2 separate regions of the Homo sapiens genome follow, and region 2 is linked to region 1. Evidence: read pairs that join two places in POLR2A ChIA-PET (ENCODE). Cell type or tissue: PC-9. All regions are shown on one strand. Links, peaks and the distances in the headings refer to the core of each region. The heading gives the core; the rest is flanking DNA. Region 1 overlaps UQCC1 (ubiquinol-cytochrome c reductase complex assembly factor 1). Region 2 overlaps CPNE1 (copine 1).

Region 1 (2,806 bases), core at 242-2,741:
CCCATGACTACACAGCTGCACCCAGCAGAAGAGAAACTCCTCCCAGATAGTGTTGGGCCGTTCTCTTATTAAACTCATCCTTTCCATAATGCTTTGCTTTTCATAAAAACCCATACATACAACACCACAAGGAAAAGGTTCCTTTTATATCAGTTACTCATATTTTCCCATTTATTTAAGCCATTAAAATTCATGCAGATATTTTATAAGCCACCAGGATTCAGTGACTGGTATTACTGAATGTTTAATAATAAACTAAACAGAAGAAATCAGAGGGTTAAATGATGACTGCAATTCCTGTAATGACTTAATTAAATTTTTATTGAGTACATAAACTATGATGTCACCTCTAGCCAACCACAGGCCTGCTTTCCCAGCATGTCACAGGGAGGGAGCACTCAATAGGAGGCTTGGCTAAATGAGCAGCAGGTCTCAGCTGAAATGGGGAGGGGAGTGAGGCTCATGTAACACACTCAATAAATTATCCGTTCATTTTTAAACAAAGTCCATGAGTTATAATATATTTGCCATGCACTTTTTATGACATAATAAAAATGTTACCTTAAGGATTACTTAACACATACTACAAATATTATAGCAGAGGCAGGCACAAGGGGCAAAGAAAACAAACACGAGCAGGCCAGGGACGGGTCCTGGAGTTTATGTCCCAGGGGAAACAGCATAGTATATTAAAAAGGGAATGCAAAAAAAAGGAAGGGATGCAAGAGTTCAGGGTTACTAATCGGCAGATTAATGAATGAGACAACCAACAGAGAACACAAGTAAGGCAATAATGAATCTTGCAGGGCACATGTTTAATTAAAGTAGCATTCTCAAGGAGGAATATTAGCTTTAAAGAGATGCCAGTTCATTTGAGGCCAATTCGCTGCTCTCTTTCCCCTTTTCACTGTTGCTGCCTTAAAGATATTTATGTGACTGCTTAACAGAGGAACCAGACTATGTGGATACAGGGACTGATGGGAGATCAAGTTTTAACTCCTCCATGGACTCTACAAGGCTTCTAGTGATCTGCTCTTGGCCATCTTTTTTGCCTCCCCTCCTCTTGCCTCCCCATCTTACTTCACCCTGCAGTCAGTAAAGTATGTGCACAGATACATCATGCTGTCATCTATTTCTTAGTCATACTGCTGCCAGGAATTCTTCTCTTCTTTATCCACTGATGGAAGGGATGCTAACTCCTTATCCTCTAAGACTTAGCACACATATTTTCTCTACTAAGTCTGCCCTCTCCCCCATCTACAGGTGCCCCAAAGTGATTCAAGTCTGGAGACGGGTCCCATCATTCATTATTTACCAAGTGCCAATAACTGTGCTACAACTTTACACATTAGCCCACTTAAACCTTCCCAAGGACTCTAAGAGACAGGAACTGTTACTGTCTCCACTTTAGAGAAGAGGAATCTGATGTTTGGGAAAGTTAAAGCTAGACAGCTAGGAAATAGTGGGGTCAAGATAAGAATACAGAGCAATCCAACTCCATTGCCTACCTGTGTTGGAATAGACACTGGAAGGAATGTAGCTGCCCCTTCCTGTGCCCCACAGCTCAGGCTATCTGCAGAGGCAGAACTAAGAAATGCTAATGTGGTCTTGAGTAAACACAACTCAGAGATTCCAGTTCCAGTGGCAGCTAGAGACAGCCACCAGATGGGTCATCAGTGGCCGGTTACTAATACATCAGATATCCCTAGTAGAGCCAAGCTCCACTCCTGGGAAAACCTGAGGTTGAGAGTGGGTGTAATTATGGTGGGGGAATGGGAAAACAGAAGAAAGTTGGTATGGAAAACACTGATGAGCATGAAGGTGAGAATAAGCTTTAAGGTTACTGGCTTGAAGCAAAGTTGCTAACAGTAGCAGACTAAGAATTTGCTGGAATGAATGAATGACAAAGGACAGCTAGAGTTGCTGGCTGAAGCCTAAGGACTATATCAAATTCATCATAAGGCAACAATGCAACACAAGATTGTAGGTCATGTTTTAGTTTGCTGTAGTAGACAGTAATGCCACCACCAATGCTTTGCAGTGCCAACGCCATGTTCTACAGTCATTGTGCGGCAACAGGCTGATGTGCACTGAACATCAGCTAGCCTATTTAAAGTTCAGGTTAGAAATTAGCCCACTGTGGAATATTTTGTGAGATACTTAGAAACAGAGTAAGAGTAGACAGACAAGAGAGACGGGGGACATGGAGAGACCAAATAAAAAAGTCTACCTGTTAACTCACATGCATTACGACTGAAAGATCTATTGAGGGTCTTTTAGCAATGATGACAAAATACAAACAAAACTGTGTGTGTGTGTGTGTGTGTGTGTGTGTGTGCGCGCGCGCGCGCGCACGCTCAGGCACGCATGCATATTGAGCAGTTCCAGAAAAAGTTGTTAATACCAAGAATAAAAAGAAAAATATTTTAAATGAAAGACAATTTCTTTTTCTCTTTTTAGAAAATAATGTGAACATTTAAATAGAGTATGTTCCCGTTGCGATGAAAGGCCAACCTAAACCCAGCATGAGGAGGTCCATTTTAAAATCCATTTTAAACATTTCAAACTTTTAATGTACAAGGGAAGCTTGCTATGATGACATGCTGTTTAAAAATATTCCCTTATTGGCTGGGCAAGGTGGCTTACGTGTATAATCCCCATGCTTTGTGAGGCCAAGGCAGGTGGATCACTTGAGGCCAGGAGTTCAAGACTAGCCTGGACAAAAAAGTGAGGTCCTGTCTCTACAACATAGTAATAATAATACAAACCCCTTTCTTATTTATTTTGAAAATTCTAGTTTTGCTGC
Region 2 (2,806 bases), core at 175-2,674, 340 kb after region 1:
GAAGTATGAGTTCTTGCTATAAGGACTAATTCCACTGGAGCTCAAAATATTAACAAAATATTAAGGGAAAGTGTTTTTTCCTCTGACATCACAACAGTTCTCAAAAACTTGTAAAATTTAAATAAATAAAATAAAATAAAATTTAAAAACACCCTAAAAATGCCTGACATATTAAGAGTATATCCCAAAATAAAAACAGGTCACTCATCTTTCACTGTCATTTCTTCCAAACTGGTGAGGTTATTAACAAGTCACAAGCATATATGACCAAATGTCTAGACAACTATATTCAAAGGTCATTTTTTGCTTTTTATTTTTTTTCAAAGGTCATGTTTTAATTCGGAGAGAGAAGAAATTTGCCACTGTTCAGTATTAAGATTACCTACGACTACTTTTCCAAATGATGCTCATCTTAAATTAGTATCTTCCAAGACCAAAATACAACTAATGACCTTAATATTCATCGCCAAAAAGTAAAACATATTTCAAAAATCTGTGTGATTTTCTAAAGGACAAACTATTCATCGTCTAGTCAACTACTCAAGTTGCTAAAGAATAGTGAGATGGTTTTACCACAAAAAGCTATGCAAATATGTAATCAACACAATCAAAAGTCTAGAGCATTGTATTAATCTTTTACATGTTGTAGAAATCTAGCCTCTTTTTTTTTTCTTTTTTTGAGACAGGGTATCGCTCTGTCGCCCAGGCTAGAGTGCAGTGGCGCGATCTAGGCTCATTAGGCTCATTGCAACCTCCGCCTCCCTGGGTTCAAGCTATTCTCATGCCTCAGCCTCTGGAGTAGCTGGGACTGACTACAGGCTTGCGCCACCACCCGCAGCTTATTTTTGTATTTTTAGTAGAGACAGGGGTTTCATTATGTTACCCAGGCTGGTCTCTTAACTCCTCACCTCAAGTGATCCACCCGCCTCAGCCTCCCAAAGTGCTGAGATTACAGGTGTGAGCCACCACGCCTGGCCTAGCCTAACTAAGTCTAAGGAGTTTAAAAATTCTTCATTTGAAAGCCATATCTAGTAGTTTAACAGGTCACAAAGGAAAATGTGAAACAGAAAAAAACCTGCTTCAAGTAAAGCAATGAGCAAGAGCATGAAGTACTGTAATATTTATGTACAGGTTTGACTCCAGCAGCCACATAACAGGGTAACTTTCTAGTTTCTAGAACTTGTAATAAACATCTGATCCCTACTGGAGATTCCAATTCAAAAGGTCAGGTATGGGGCCAGGGCATATGCCTGAATATAAGGTAAGAAGGTTCCTCTCAGCCTCTTCCCTTGCAAACTCAAAAGATACCGTATGTCTATCTTGAGAAGGACATATCTGGGGTCAGCCAGTTAAGCTCAAAGGGAACTCACCAGGTCTACTCTCAAAAATTTCTAAAAGGTTACCAGAAATTACCTTTAAAAGGAAGATATTTCTCATTCCACAAGGCAAGGCTGAAAGGCCCAGCTGAATTTGACAAATGCCTAGTTCAAGTTTTATGTGTACAACTTAAAGCACAAAATCAATCCAGATAGAAATTTATGATTCTCTTCTATTTCAGCAAAGAGGAATACCCACCCCACCCCATACCAAGGAAAACCATGCAGAAAGTTGATGCTACAAGTCAGAACTTCACAACCCTTGGTATTATACCTCTTCAAAAGGGAAAGGTAAATGGAAATAGAACTGAAATACTTCTGTGTTGACACCTCACTTTGTAAAAACCACAAGAATTTAACATAAGTGTCACTGTTTTCCAGGAAACTACTATTCCTGTATTCTAAATGTCAGCTAGCGACTGAATGCAGGATTTCAAAAATCCACGCCATTTACCTAAAGCTTTGCTGAACTTTAGAAGGATAAGACTAAAATAATAACTAAACAATAAAACATCTAAAATACATATTCTATCTATACATACAGCATAATGATAGGAAAGGAGAAAATGGGCCTGATTTGTCATTAAAGCCACTGATATACTTCAGAAGATCTAAAACAAGAAGCTGGCTTTAGTATGTTTTCCATTCATATTATCAGGAATTAGTCCTAACATAAAGGCTTGCTTCAACTTGACAAAATACCGGATGCATGCACAAATCACAAGTATCTGCTACAAAAATTTAACATATTATGGCAAGACAGACTTTCGTATTTACTAGCCATTCTAATCACTTGGAATTTCAGAAAAAAATGTCTGACAACAAATCTCTTCATCAAGAAGTCAAGGCACAAACTAAAACGACTATTTTCACTCTTCATCTGGTAGTAAACATCCAAAAGTGAACTTTAACTTTGTTCAGTTATCACTCTTTAATCAACAAGAACCAGGGTACAGCAGAGCTAGGTTCTTCAGATCCAAAAGAAACAAACTCTCAAATGTTCACCTCAGAGATTAGCAACAGAGAACCAATCACAACGGGCACAATGCTAAAAACAGTATAATCACATTATAATAAACATTATGAAACAACCACAGTTTCAGCCACTTGATTTTGTTCCCCATTCCCAAATGGACCATATATCAAAGTCTGGGATCACTCTTAATGAAAAAATTATTCTGACACTGATGGAGATGTGTACTTTTTATAACGCATTACTCAATTTTTCCATTAACCTCCATTCCGTACTCAAAGGCAGCAAATCAGAAGACATTTCTAAATAAGATATTCCTCCTGTCAAAAATATTAAGTTATGTTTCAATCCCCCCAAATGCCAACAAAAATGTTGCTACCTTCATTTTCACTTCAGAGCAAAATTATACTTCTAACCTAAACAACCACATTCACTCTGTTTTTGAGTCTTAAAAGCT

What was found. ChIA-PET counts read pairs that join two places held together with the same protein. Peaks named below come from ENCODE experiments on the same cell type or tissue, not always from the same donor. Only the 100,000 strongest peaks of a DNase experiment are listed, where the experiment ranks them.
Region 2: POLR2A ChIA-PET joins it to region 1 with 7 read pairs; 2 of 35 experiments call an interaction of 5 or more read pairs at or near these places.

Annotation. Positions count from the first base shown.
Region 1 is chr20:35,318,947-35,321,752 of GRCh38, forward strand. The region is part of intron 7 of UQCC1 (ubiquinol-cytochrome c reductase complex assembly factor 1); the gene reads right to left. Among named protein-coding and RNA genes, the nearest start is that of FAM83C, 28 kb to the left of the region's middle. In PC-9, for the core only: no CTCF peak of the experiment used is centred there; DNase peaks (open chromatin) are centred at 1,145 and 1,625; H3K27ac peaks cover 1,682 bases.
Region 2 is chr20:35,659,542-35,662,347 of GRCh38, forward strand. The region is part of intron 1 of CPNE1 (copine 1); the gene reads right to left. The region is part of intron 1 of RBM12 (RNA binding motif protein 12); the gene reads right to left. Among named protein-coding and RNA genes, the nearest start is that of CPNE1, 4.0 kb to the right of the region's middle. In PC-9, for the core only: no CTCF peak of the experiment used is centred there; a DNase peak (open chromatin) is centred at 1,700; H3K4me3 peaks cover 1,481 bases; H3K27ac peaks cover 698 bases.